2 separate regions of the Mus musculus genome follow, and region 1 is linked to region 2. A link is a loop called in an ENCODE intact Hi-C map of the cell type or tissue named here. Cell type or tissue: heart. All regions are shown on one strand. Each heading gives the region's core, and the rest is flanking DNA. Links, peaks and the distances in the headings are about the cores only.

What was found. A loop is a pair of places that touch in the nucleus more often than their neighbours do. Peaks named below come from ENCODE experiments on the same cell type or tissue, not always from the same donor. Only the 100,000 strongest peaks of a DNase experiment are listed, where the experiment ranks them.
Region 1: a loop joins it to region 2, with 2.0 times the contacts of the local background. A loop is called at or near these places in 2 of 42 quality-filtered maps.

Annotation. Positions count from the first base shown.
Region 1 is chr4:148,807,678-148,814,880 of GRCm38, reverse strand. All of the region lies in intron 1 of Casz1 (castor zinc finger 1), which reads right to left. Among named protein-coding and RNA genes, the nearest start is that of Casz1, 6.9 kb to the right of the region's middle. In heart, for the core only: a CTCF peak has its summit at 2,844; a DNase peak (open chromatin) is centred at 2,710; H3K4me3 peaks cover 831 bases; H3K27ac peaks cover 2,642 bases; H3K27me3 peaks cover 2,609 bases.
Region 2 is chr4:148,956,990-148,964,192 of GRCm38, reverse strand. It overlaps Pex14 (peroxisomal biogenesis factor 14), which reads left to right. Exons shown (of 9, transcript NM_019781.3): 8 at 660-751; 9 at 2,399-3,658. The coding sequence ends at 2,852. Gm17029 (a long non-coding RNA gene) reads right to left here and starts at 4,029. Exons shown (of 3, transcript XR_003955167.1): 1 at 3,771-4,029. In heart, for the core only: CTCF peaks have their summits at 2,153 (motif pointing left) and 4,043; a DNase peak (open chromatin) is centred at 3,972; H3K4me3 peaks cover 1,447 bases; H3K27ac peaks cover 3,787 bases.

The DNA.
Region 1 (7,203 bases), core at 1,323-5,322, 150 kb after region 2:
TCCCCCCTTGCCTCCGAAGGTCACTGCCACCACACACGCCCCTCTGTTTTCTTGTCCTGGCCTTTCCTCCTAGGACTGGAGTACTGCTCAGCAGGCCCACTCAAGGGCAGGTAGGAAATCTACGCTGAGGACCTGCTGTGGTCCAAAGCTCCAGGTGCAACCTCAGCGGACACACCCTCCTGGCCCTCAGGACAACTCCGTGAACAGAAAGGGAATCCCAGTCCCATTTTACAGAACATGCAAACACCAGACATTAATCTGCCCAAGCAGGAAAAGCCGGGTCTGCATTCAGCACAGCACAGTCCCATTTTCTCAAGGACAAGCCACAGGGAGAGCGGAGTCCACAGGTCCTCGGGCCAGTTCCTAAGCCTGCCCTAGCCTCCCGTCTCCCGTGTCCTGTCGCAATCGGCCCTCACCCAGTTCCACCGCGATGGGAAGCAGAAACTAACGATCCTGGTCCCAGCTTAGGAAGACACACTGGGCCTCCTGACCCTGTCCAAAATATCCAGAGAAGTGAGAGAAAGTTCAGATTTCCAACCAACCATCCGTCATCCTACAAACAGTGAGTTCTTAGCACTAGATACACAGTGGGCAGATTTCCCCCTTTCACAGATGAGAACAGGCTAGGTAAGTCATTGATGTAAAATCACGTGACTCTGGCCCCCAGTCTTGCCAGCTGAAAAATACACATGACTCTGACTCCTCACAGTGACCAGGGACGCCACAGGCTGAAACAACAAGGCCCACCCCAAACCTTCAGTGGAATCTCCTATATGACTAGAAAAGCAACCCCAAGGCCCTAGTAAGAGAACCAACCAGAATCTAACAGGCAGCCTCAGTACCACAGTCTATATCCAGGCCCTTTGTGGACTAGAACTCAACAGGGGTCCCCTTAGAGACACATACCAGATTACATAAAACTGGCTCATCTGACATTGGGGACATCCTTCACTTGACAACATGACCATGATAAATTCTTCATTACATTTAATTACTTTCAAAGGACACTCACAGCTAGGAACCCGGCTGACTGTCAAGACTAGGGAGGCAGTACTGTCAAAGACTATTTGACAAGACAGGAAACTGAGGCCCAAAGAGATCAAATGATTCACTCAAGGTCACAGTAATGTGGAATCCGGCCAGAACGGGAACAGACTCTCTCGATGCTTAACACTTCACGAGACCCTAAGTGGACGCGGAGACTCGGAGCACAGAACGACAGGGAAGTTGACAGTCTGAGCCCGGGGACCTCACTCTTCTCTCTCTTCAGCCAAAGATGCAGGTGTGATGGTGACCCACCATCTCCCCAAGAATCGGATTTTTCTGAAATTCCCAAAGAACCCCAGGACTAGTGGGCCCGGAAATGGCCCTCACATAGCAAACTGCACAGCTGAGCTCCCTGGGGCGAGGGGGGCGGCTGAGAAGCTGGCACAGCCCCTGTGGGTATCCTGCCAGCAATTAGTGCTGGGGAAGGGTGCCAGGCCTGGCAGAGCGCATTCCCCACCCCTTCTTCTCATTTATACACACACACCACAAACAAACACACATACACACACATACCACACATATACACACATATACCACACACACACCATACACACACATACCACACACACCATATATACACCACACACACACCATATATACATACCACATACACACATATACATACCACACAATACACACACTACATAAACACACACACACACACACACACACACACTTTACACATATACCCACCTAGCATCGGAGACACAGCGCAGCTTCCTTTCAGTAAATCTCTCGTCAGCAAGGCGCGAGAAGGGCATGCAATTTGGCCATTAGTGCTCTTAAACAACAGAAAGGCAGAATCTACCCACCATTAACCCAACCTGCTCCCTGTGGACTTCACGCCAGCTCAGTCACCAGCTTCACCTCAAACTCCCACGCTCGCTCTATAAGCTCCCCGGGAGTTTCCAGAGAAAGAGAGATTTTTTTTTTAATTCTTTAAAACACATTATGAGAAGTCAAACCTTTATTGTGCTCGCTGTCAGACCCACCTCTCTCCCCAGAGTAAACCATCCACAGTTGGCACATGACCTTGGCTAAGACCCTTCTGCAATGCCTAGGAAGCCCAAGGAGGATAAACAGAAAAAGCTGCTCCTGGTGCGTCCTGGGGCATCTGCCTGAGCAAGTGCAGGTTGGTTCCACAAAGGATAACCTGCCTGTTGGCCAGGCTTCACCTACAGGGTCCCCCTTGTGACAGCTTGAAGCATTCTCCTGTCCCGGGGGCCCGGGCCGAGGCAAGCAGGTGGGAGCCATTGGGAGGACCATTCTGCCTCCTTCCCTAAGAACTAGAAAGCAGCATAATGGAGCAAAGGGCTCTGGAGGGCTCTTAGTCTGGGTTTATAAGATCTGAGAGACCCCTCAAAGTATAAGTGATATTTATGATTATGAGGTTTTTTGTTTTTTTTTTTTTTTTTTTAAAGAGCAGTCTCAATAAGGGCCGTGCACAACTCAGCCATCCCAAGCTCGGGGTGCCTGGAGACTAAGGCAGGAGTGAGGACATGGACTAGAATCTGTTCTTCCTTCTGTGTCTCTAGCTGGCGACTTCCTTTGGAAGCTGCCCTGCTTTATCCTTGCTGTGCCCGGGGAACTGAGCAGAGCGTAGCCAGACCCATGAGCTGGGCTGTGCCCCTGGGCTGGTGCCCACTGCCCTCCTGCCTGTCATCAGGGCTGCCTGGCAGCGAGCGAGCGGGCAGAGCGATTGCACAGTGGAGCCCACCAGCTGAGAGGAGAGGGAAAGCCGGCCGGCAGCCAGCTCCCCTGCTTGGAGAAGCCTCACAGATCCTCTAAGCCACCTAGTGTCCAGAGTTGATCCTCTGGCCACCACTCAGTCCTTCCGGCTCCCTAGAACAGCTACTGCTAGGGAATTCTGAGGAACTGGAAGCAGGGGTACAGAACAAGACAAGCCCCTGCTGCCAATGCTTCCCCCACCCCACCCCACCCCAGCCTGGACTTCCTCTGGGAGCCTGAGGCCTGAGTATTAGGGATACAGCAGATACAGCCCAGGAGGAAGCCAAGGCCTGTGCCCCCACCCCGACACCTTCCAAGCAAGACAGAGCAGGCCTCATTATCCCTGTTCTCCCCGCCTCAAAAAACAGAAGAGCTTATATTGAAGATTCTCTTTGTGTCCACGCAGACCACCCCTCCCACCTCTGATATCTTGGGGTACCCTAAGCCCAACCTCCAGGCCTCGTGAGGAACCTCCTGAGGACTGGGCTTCTACTCTCCCCTCAGATTCCCTCCCCTGCCGCCGTCTCTTTCCTCTGTGTCCTCAAGACTCCTCTCACCTTGAGAAGTGTTAGGAATTACCCAGCATTTACACTCAATGCTCTTCTGTATTCCTTAAGACTTATTAAGAATGATAATGAGTTCCGAAGGAGCTATGAGCCTTTCTCTCTCTTTCTCCTCTCTCTCTCCTTTTCTCCCTCTATACACCCCCCCCCCCCACACACACACACACACTTGCTTTTCTTTCTCTACATGTCTTCTCCACAGAAGACACACAAGACAAATCCGGACTAAAGTTAGGGGGTGGGGGTGGGGGATCCGAGCAACCTGGACGAAGGGCACTTGAGGATTCATGCGCTTTAGTTCATCTTTCTCTGGCTTCTCTCTAGTTGTCTACAATTATTATGATTTTAGAGGAATCTCTCTTAGGGCAGGCCACCCCTCACTCTGCTGGACTTTGGACAGGAGTAGGGGGCAGCTGGCCTGCAAAAACCTCGTTAACATTCAGTTCTTAAACGGTTGATTAATCTTCGCAAAATTTACGGCAGGCTTTAGTCGCACCCCCCCCCCAGACCCCCTGCAAGCTGTGGCCTCAGAACCAAAGCAACTCAACTTGGTGAACTTGAGGGGGTAACGAGACGGGGGCTGTCTCTCTGCCTCCAGTGGACCCTTGCCACTGGAACCACAGGCAGCCGGGTGACAGATGGAAGGCACACAGATGACACTACCCAGGCTGTAGACAGACCTGATCTCTGAAGACCAGAGGGGAGATCCAGGGCAGCCAGGGCCATGCCTAACTTTTAGCTACTCGGGGGGTTTCATGTGAAGTGGAGGAAGGCAGCAGCCAGTGGGGCAGAGAAGCAACCAAGCAGAGTTCAGAGCTGGCAAGGACACGGAGCCTTGCGCCCAGGAAACACACTCGAATCCCGGGCAGAGGGACTGACTGGCCTTATCGGTCTGCCGGGCTGCCCTTCAGAGAAAAGGAAGAGCAGATCCTAATGAAATTACAGTTTTTAAAATGTCTATAAATTAAATCTATCTCCCTCTCCCTGTGCCTCAGCCCCAGCTCCTCTAGCAAGGCCTGTTTGCCTCAGCCCGCTCCCTCTGCTCATGCCTGTTTCTCTGATATAGACATCAAGAGGTTACGGGCTCAATTATAGCTCTACTGGAGTCCCCGCATCAGACTTGCCTTCTCTTCTTCTTCTTCAGAAGCCAGATGCCAAATAAATCTCTCTTCTTTAGATTTTTATTGTCAATGCCAAAAGCTAAAGACCCTTCCCATCGACTCCCAGTCTTTCTGCACTAGTTCAGAAGGAGGCAAATGTTCTTTAGAATGTGTCTGAGGACAACACAAACGTCTCCCTCTCCGTCCCCCCACCCCCACCCCCCACCCCCGCTTCTGAAGGGCACACGCAAAACCTTGGCTCTCTATGAAATCTTTAAAAGAGGTGGGGAAGCCGGTGTCAGTGTGCTTAATGTTAGTGGGGAGGGCGAAAGAGCAGCTGGCACGTAGAAAACCTAACACATTTCTAAAGTTAAAAGCTGACATCATAAGGCTTCTCTCTAGCAGAGGAAGGTCCATTTAAAACCGGCAGAATATACAAGGTGACTGATGAAGAAAGAGAAAGGACGGTCTCCACCTTCCTCACACTGTCACAGTGTGCCTTAGGGAGCTTTGTCATCAGGCAATCACACGCTGAAAGGGCCCTCTCCCCCCACCAAGGAAAACAAAGTTACTGTATCTGAGTTCCAATCAGTCAGAGCTGTTGATTCCTGAGAAGGAACCAGCTTCAAGTTGGAAGTCTAAAGGAGAAAGAAAGAAAGAGGGGGAGGTGGGGGGGGGCGAGAAAGAAAAACCCAAACTCTACCATCATGTTGGAAAAATAACCAGAAAAGATTCCAAAACCTACTTTTACAGTAAAAAAGTGCTTAAGAGAAAGTGCTTAAGAGTGCCAGAGGATGCTGAAGGTGGACAGGAAGAGAAAACTTGGTCCTTCTAATTAGCCAGACTGAGGGAAAAAAAGAAGGCAGCTAGCCCGGTGTGAGCACATCACTACCAAGTCATTAATTCTTTCCTGTAAACAATTTAATTAAATTTTGCTAAATACAGGAAAAAATACTCATTTTGGACTGCTATCCCCCCCCCCAAGCCTCAAAAGCAAATGTCCTCAGCCCCCACCCCCAGTGCTCACACCTCCAGGCCTCCCTGTGTACAACCTTCAGGAGGCTGCCAGCCCACGCAGGGATTGCTCTACGCAGGGGTGGGAGATGGCAGTGCCCAGGTCTGAAGCTGACATTTCAGCTTCTAAAGGAAAAAAGCTGAGCAAAATAAACTGTTGACTTTTTAGCTAAAAGTATTTTCTTGTTCTAACTCATGTTCTTATGTTACTGAGCTTTAAAAAAAAAAAAGAAAAAAGAAAAAAAGACAAACAAGAGAGAGGAGAGAGAGAGAGAGAGAGAGAGAGAGAGAGAGAGATGACTTTCCTTGAATGATCTGTTTAACCTAAGCCAGAGGAAAAAAAAGAAAGTCATTAATTACTTATGTGAGCTATTGCTTCAGAAAGACAATAAACCTGCCCGGTCGCCATGGATATGACATATTTGCTCTGAAAACAACACAATAATTAGCAAAGGGGAAAGATACAAGGAGAATATGCAAACTCCTGAGTTTAAAGCCACAGTGCTCTTTTTACCCCTAAGCCTCTGCTCTGTTTGCAATCCAAATCAAACAAAAATTTAAAATATAGCAAAGAGGGAAATAGCAGGGTTGGCTTCCCCCTCCCCTCTCCCGTGAGCTGAAAAGCAACAAGGGCTCCACCCGCCTGCAAAATAAGACTTGGGGGGGGGGGCATGTATTGCTTGTTTGTTTTCTCCTAGCAGGGGTAAAGTCTTGGTGTTTTTTTTTTTTTTTTTTAAGTGAGCTCTTATTTAGTATTGGGCCTTCTGGCCAGATATAAATTTATTTATGAAAGTCAAATGCCCTGTGTGTGGTTCATGCCCCCCCCCAAAGTAAATGGAAATGTAAGGGGGGGCTGCAGTTGAAAAAGCTAACCAGCCTATTCCAAAAGCACAAACTCTGTAGGGGACCTCCATTCCCCCTACCTCCAAGAAAATGGAGCCTGGGTCTTATTTTAATATTAAAAATGCATTAAATGGTTTTACCTACAACTTAGTCCCTAAGGATCATTACGAAATGCAATCGCTTTGTATCATATCTGTCAGCGTGATAAATATTGGAGCTAGAGAAGGTTTGCATTTTTTTTTCAGGATGTCACCAATCAAGATGGTTTTTTTTTCTGCCTTATTTTCTTAATTCACTGACTCCCCCTAACCATGACCACCACACACACACACACACACACACACACACACACACACCCTAAACTGAGAAGGAGAAAAAGTTGATATACTTTTAAACACCAACCACAGGTCAGTAATACTCTCAAAAAGCAAGAAAAAAGCTAGGAGTTAAAATTTTGGGGTGACAACTTCCCAAAAGAGGGAAAATTGCAGTATCCTATTAGCTTTGACTGAAAACCTTTTCCTTCTTCCCAGAGGCGAAATTCCCAAAAACAGATGGTCAGGATCTCAAAGAAAGTAAATATACCTCAACCCCCACAGGCAGAGAAATCTAACTTTGAACTTCTTTTTAAATTAAGGGGGGGGCAAGATAAACTATTAATAAGAATGAGAGATGGGTTGCGTTTTGTTTTTCTTATTCAAAAAAAATCATTAAGCACAAGGGGAGCAGATATAAAGGGGGAGGCGCCTATGTAACAGACTTTCCTATTTTTTTAAACAATAGTTTTTTTTTTTTCAGATTGGCCCCTTTGATCTTGAAAGAATTTTGCTCTTCTATGATGGGGGGGGGGAGGGCTCGGTGGTGAGATGATCCTGCTTTAAATGGTGACGCAACTTGGGGATCAAAGC
Region 2 (7,203 bases), core at 2,094-6,093:
TAGTGAGGTTGGTTAGGGGCATCCTCCATGACCCTTGGGAAACCTCTGGAGATCTGAGGTCCCAGCCAGGAGCCAGAGATCCCGAGCAGCTTGGAGATGGCATTAGGGTGAGGTTGCCATCTTGGCCTGCTTCAAGGCAGGACTGGGAAGCTAGTGGGTGTTTAGGCCTTCCCCGGGCCACTTCTGGACTGCTGCCCTGACTAGCGCTGATTTCTTTGGGGAGGTGTGGTTTCAGGAAGGGTTATTGTGAGGTGGCTTATGTCTGTTGGTGGTTGTTTTAATGGATGTTTCAAACATTAAGCAGAAGTGGAAGATTCTCATGGCTAGAGCAGCCCCTCCCGCTGTCCCAGCATAATGTCACCTGCCACCACTACAAACCTTCAGTGTCAGTGGGAAACAGAAGGGCTTCTTTGTTATTTTACACATGGGTGCTGTAGTGCCACCAAAGAACACTGAATGACTTCTTAGCACCACCAGCAGTCAGAGGTTGGGGACTGTTGTTGTAGGGTTTTGTCACAGGCAGGCGTGACAATGCAGAGTGTATACAGAGCGGCTTGCAGCTATTGCCCCAACGAGGGCCCTTCTAAATCCCCCGACCCCAGACACAGGCTGGCACCAGGCACCACTGTGACCTGTGTTATCTGTCTTCTGACCTATAGGCCACCACATCAACCAACTGGATCCTGGAGTCCCAGAATATTAATGAGCTCAAGTCGGAAATCAACTCCTTGAAAGGACTTCTTTTGAATCGGTAGGAAAGGAAGCTGAGAGCTCTCGCTTATTGAAGGTCAACCTGGTGGTGTAGGGGTCTTGTGGGCTGGCACAACAATCCCGGGAGGGACGGGACCCCTCACTGAGCTGGAAGATGAAGATCTTGAGGCGAACCTTAGGCACTCCTGTCTCCCCTCCTAAGGAGCCAGCGCTCCCACACCAAGGGGATAGATATCATCCATAGTATTGCATTAAAAAAAGGAAAAGAAAAAAATGTTTGTCTGAGAGGTCAGCAGTGGGGCAGAGACAGGGCCTCCAGGCAGAGAATTGTCTGGTACATGACACCTACTGTCACAGTGCACCTGGAGGTGGCCACTCTTTCCAGGCAGCCTTGTCTCAGACAACATTACACTGAGGCCTACAGGGTGTGAGAGCCGCATCAGCAGACCAGCTCTGCCTCCCCGGAAGCTTCCTGGTGCTCCCTGGAATGACAGCACAGTGTTCGTAGTGCTGACCTGGTTGAGGAGCAAGCAGACTTTAAAGCTGAAAGCGGAGTGTCCTGGAAACCTCTGTCCAGAAAGCTGGAGTGCGCAGCCAGTCGGCCTGAGTGCACGCAAGCGGGCTCTACCTGGAAGCATGAGTGTCTGCTAGGCCAGGGGCTTAGAAGCTGTGAGGCAAGGCCTCCACAGCCAAGGTGGGCTTTGTGGGAGCAGCAAGGATGGGGTACGGCATGCTCTGAGGAGCCCAGGCTGGAGGGGCACACTTCCTAAGGTGAGGGGGGGTGTCTCCACAACAGATGTGGCCAGTCAGGCAGGGCATGCAGATTGTCTGTCCTTAGAAGTCTTTGGCCTTCCAAACCTAGAAGACAGGTGCCTCTGTGGTTAGGGGACAGATGCAGGCCATCAGGTGACCCTGAAACCAAGGAAACCGCAAACTGAGCTGCTTGTGTGTGTGTGGTGCAGGCCCGGATGTGCGTGTGCCACCGGGTGGGCTCTGGGGTTGAAGGCTGACTGTGTGACCAGTGCTGGTAGGTGGCACAGCCCTGGGCAGGAACAGGACTTGTCCTCTTGGCCTTTGCAGAAACAGGACTTCATGTTATAGAGCTGCACTTCTGAGCCATGACCATGTTGACCCAACTTCCCAGGTCTGTCCTGGAATGGGCTTCAGTCTGGCTGGCTGCTGGCTGAGGGCCCAGCAGAGCTGGCTTTTGCTTGGTCAAAGTTTGGGCTCAGAGGTCTGAATGACAGTAGCCAGGGTTCCCCACTGCTGTCCTTGGCTGAGATTATGGGCACATTAGCCAGGGGCTCCCGGGTTCCCAGCCTTGGTCCTCTTTTGCCTCCTTGTCCCCATCTGGCCACAGGAGAGGAGTAGGGACAATATTGAATGTGGGTGGGGCAACTCCAGAGCGTGTTGGGCCCCCTGCTGGCAGACCAACAGTTGCCAAGGTGGGTAGGTCCTGCCCTGGGGTGGGCGAGGCTGCGTTAGGGCATCGGGCAGCACTGAACACTTCTGGTAGACACACTAGCTTGGCTGATGGGGCCTCCAGTGGGCCCTGCCTCGTGACCCTGGAGAAACTGCTGCCATCGCTTGAGTGTTCAGGGATCAGGGACCAAGGGGATGTGTGGCACTGGAGCCAGGTGCTGTCACCAACCTCTACCTGCTTTTCTTTTTCCTTGTCCACTGCTAGGAGACAGTTCCCTCCTTCCCCGTCGGCCCCGAAGATCCCCTCCTGGCAGATCCCAGTGAAGTCTTCATCACCCTCCAGCCCTGCGGCTGTCAACCACCACAGCAGCAGTGACATCTCCCCTGTCAGCAACGAGTCTACGTCATCCTCTCCTGGGAAGGACAGCCACAGCCCGGAGGGCTCCACGGCCACATACCACCTGCTGGGTCCCCAGGAAGAGGGTGAAGGGGTGCTAGATGTCAAGGGCCAGGTGAGGATGGAGGTGCAGGGTGAGGAGGAGAAGAGGGAGGACAAGGAGGATGAGGACGATGAGGATGATGACGTCAGCCATGTGGATGAGGAGGACGTCCTTGGGGTGCAGAGGGAGGACCGACGGGGCGGCGATGGGCAGATCAATGAGCAGGTAGAGAAGCTGCGGCGGCCGGAAGGTGCCAGCAATGAGACTGAGCGAGACTAGGGCTGGCACTTGGCTGCCCGCCTTCCCAGTGCCCCGGGACATCAGAGGCAGGTGGGCAAGGGCTGCGGCTCTGCCTCCACGACTGGGCGGAAGCCCAGGTAGGGGTGGGGCTGCCCTTCAGCGCAGCAGTGTGGGCTGCATTTCTGTTCACCAGCCTCCCAAACACGGCCCAGCCCCAGCCAGCCCCAGCCAGCCCCAGCGGCTCTGGCTGTCCACAAGCCAGGCAGAGAACTCAGGAGCTCTGCACTCAACGCCCCTGCTGCCTCGCCCCCTCCCTGACAGGTGTCTTGTCAAGGTGTATCCTCCGAGTATCTTGACCACCTGGCACCATGCATGGCCAGAGCTCATGTCATCTCCTGCCTCTGTCACCTCAGTGCAGGGAAACTATGGCCCCTGTGGTCTTGCTGTCTCTCCCACTGTGCCCTGGCCTGGCTTGTGGCTTCTTCTTTGCCTGTTCCAAAAGCCAGGGCCCTGGGCCTGCTCTTCATCTTGCGGGCCTCCTAGGACCCAGCCTTCCAAAGTCCTGGCTGACAGATGCTGCTCTTGGGCACCTGTCCCCACCCCACCTGCCCTGCTGTCCTCTGTATCACACAAGACGTCTCGCTTGCTGTGTCGTGGTTTAGCTCCTCGGTGGTGAGGCGTGCTTCTCCCTCCTGGTGGAGCCAGGCAGCAGGGCCTTCCTGACCAACAGCCATGTCTGACCTTCCCACTGAGAAACACATGTTCATTTATGTGATCATGTATAGATTTCAGAATATAAGATATGACTGTACATAATTGTAATAAATACGAGTTGCCATATTTAATTCCTGGCTCTGACCTCGTCTGCTAGCCCGTGCCTCGGAGGTGGGTCTCAGCTAAAGCTCCACCAGGTAACTACCAGAGCTGGGCCCTGAGGGACCTGTCGGAGGCACTCACCTACAACTGGAGGGGCTCCTTCCTCGCGCTGGTGTCTGTGGAGGGCGACATTCCCCCGAGAGCAGGAGGGAAGGGACTCGTTACTGTATATAGACCTGGTGCTGCAGGATGAGCTGCCTTCCTTAAATGGATGCACATTCCCCAGGAGCCTGTCTACTCTGCCGAGTCGCTCAAGCCCGCCCTGTCTCCCTTTAACCTTCACAGCGTGCTGAGCTGTGACCAGAAAGCTGGGGGGCAGGAGGAGTGCCTTCCAAGGGACAGTCTCTACTCTGTCCACCAGGGCTGGCCATGCCTGGAGCCATGGAGTTTCCGGTCATGCGCCTCATGCGGATGGGGGCCTGGGAAGTGGAGAGTGCCTGGTAGAGGCCACTGCTGCCCCTCCAGAGGCTCCAATGGCCTCTGCCTCTCACTGTCTGGGAAAGGAGGGGAGACCTACACACCAGCATGGCTGAGGGGGTGACCGTGGGCCGCTTTGTCCCAGAAGATATCTTCCCCCCACACACCCCCCTTTCTCTGTCTCAGGTCTTCCTGTATCATCTCCCATGAATCCTAGGTCTGCATCTCTAGCCTCCTCGTCCTAGAGAGAGGCAGCACCCTGACAGGCGCTTCCCTGCCATCATTCTTTTTCCTGTCCCTGCCCCCTGACGTCCCCAAGGAAACCATGTTTCCTCACTCCTGGAATGACCAGCCTACATGGCTGGGAGACCTTGCTCCCCCAGGAACCTCAAGGAGTCCCAGTGTCAGGCAGGGTGTAGACCTGAGCCATCAGAGGGCCGGACCGTGCCCTCTAGTGAGTGGATCACCAGGGAACACTGTTGCTACCGTCTTTGGTACGGTAACCATCTGTACTGCTGTAACTTCTGAGGTCCCTTCTAAAAAGAACCAGAAAAGTCTAGAGGGCCAGAGACCCTGGGGCAGAAATGAAGCCAGAGTGGGGTCTGGGGCAGCGAGTGCTAAGTGCTGTCATGTTGTGCTTCTTAGGGACATAGGAGCTGGGCCTGGAGGAGGTCTGTGCCCCTGAGCCTTCCCCACCTGGGCGTTACCAGCTTGGAAGGTTCTGGGCTCAAGCTCAGAAGAGAAGGGACAGAAACCTGAGTTCAGCTTTTGAGGACGGACTCTGGCTTGACTTCAGGGAAAGGAAAGCCCCTCCCCAAAACTGCGTGAGGGCTGCCTAATAAAGTCGGCTGCTGGACGGGGGAAACAGCCCTTTGAAAAAAAAGCCTTTCATTAGAAAAATAATGCATTTCATCCAAATAAGGTAAAAATATTTGGAATGGGGCAGAAGTGAGCAGCAGGCAGCGCCCGCCCGTCAGGCCCTTTCTGGAAGGGAGTGCACTATCAAACTCAATTACGATGTCTTTTTATAAAGTGTCGTTTGGGAGACGATGAACCCCAGTGTTTGGAGGCCATGCCCAGCTGTCTTGACCCCCCTGTATGAGCTCTCCTCAGACTCAGGCCTCCCCCAGAACCGGGTGACTCATTGGAACTACCTTGGGCAGGGCAGAAAGGCCAGATTGGGGGGTGCCACCCAAAGAGGAAGCAGTGCGGGGTTTGAGGACATCTGGAGCTTGTGTGGAGCCTGCTTTGGGCTTCGTGGGTACTGTTGGTAGGGAAAAGGGTTGCCCAGGGACTGCTAAGTTTGTGTCTCAACTATCAGGCTTCTCTGTTGTATGTGTGCATAGGTACATATATTTAGGAAAAACTTGTGACTTGGGAGGGAAGAGAGGGACCTTCTGCCCGGACGACTGAGTTAAGACTCGTTTAGTGATGTGTCTCGCTCGCTCATCTTGTATACAGTGCAACCCTCCTGGTGCTGACTAACTTGCCCATTGATAGAAGAACAGCCTCTGGCTGTCCTCTGGGGTCCTCATACCCTCTACTTACTCTGGGACCCAACCAGACTTGAGAAGACACTGGCTCGGAGCCCAGGGAAGGAAGAGACAGACAGACTGTATAGTCACCTCAGGAGCATGCTGAGTTCAGGGTTGCTTCATGCCTGTGCTACTGCACACATTACATACGGCCATGGAGGCGGGCTGTTTCTACAGCCCTGCCTGCACAGCTCAGCCCCAGAGCATAACCCTAAGACTCTTCATCAAAATGAGTCTGAGAGCTCAGCCTGCATTGTGGGGGACTTACCTGTATGATGACCAAATCTTCAGTTTGCTTTCATTGGAGGCTTTAAGGTTGGTGTCCTCCCATAAGAGGTTAAGATCCCTAGAGCTGCCTCTGGCTGTGTGGTGAGACCTGGAAAGACTTTAAAGGGCTAGGGATGTTGAGTCCGGTAGCATGGTCCAGCTGCCTGAGGGGCCACCACAGCAAGGACTGTTGGAGCCAGCTCTAGAGAGACCCTTAAAGGATAAAGAGAAGCTGGGCAGTGGTGGTGCACGCCTTTAATCCCAGCACTTGGGAGGCTGAGGCCAGCCTGGTCTACAGAGTGAGTTCCGGGACAGCCAGGGCTACACAGAGAAACCCTGTCTCGAAAAACAAAAGGATATAGAGAAGAAAGCCCACATAAACAGAGCAGTGGACGTGGCTTTCTGTGCAGCCGCTCCTTGACGTACAGCCAGCGAGCCCACCCTACATTGAAAAGTTAAGCAGGGAATTCATAGAACACACTAGTGTCCATCCCCACCCCCACTGCGACCTGGCACACTGGCACGGGGCTGTTGCCCTTGCCGTGGCTTGGTGGCTGCTTCTGGTTAAACTGTGCTTTGCTCTCTATGTGTGTGCATGCCCACGAAGGTGCACACAGAGGCCAAAGACAGCCTCCGGGCTCATCCTCAGGGGTACTGTCCGCCTCCTCTGAGACATCTCTCCTTGGCCTGCAGCTCACCGGCTGGCCACCAGCCCTAGCAGTCAGCAGTTTCTGCCTCCCCAGCCCTGGGTTACAGGTGTGTGACACCAAGCCCAGCATTTGTATGCAGGTTCTGTTGATCAGACTCGGGTCTTTGTACTTGCAGCGGAGGTGCTTTAGCAGCCAAGATATTCCTCTGGCCTCCATACACCCTAACTAAAGCTACTGTAACTTGGGTGTGTATGTGGCTTGACGCCTGGCTAACCTGTAGCCCTGACTGTGGCATCCTCTCCAGGGCTCTTGGCAAGGGACCTGTATAGATTCAGGGTAGAGCAGTTGGCCTCTAAAGGCTCAGGCAAAGCTAAAAGCTGCAAGTTTTGAGGCAGGCAGGTTTGGCGGAGGAGTGTGTGTGTGTGTGTGTGGGGGGGGGTGGTCTCCTTTTAGTCATGTGATTCCCACTGAGGCCAAGCAGCTGCCCTCCACCCCGTGGAAGTCCTGTTCTTTCAGCTTGGCCCCAGGTTGGGACAGCACTTGCCAGAAAGGATGGCGTAGGGGCCCCCCTTCTGCAGGGTCTTCAGATCCCAGCATCCTGGGGGCCTTGCTTCTTGGAGACCCGACCTGTCCTTAGCAGGATGT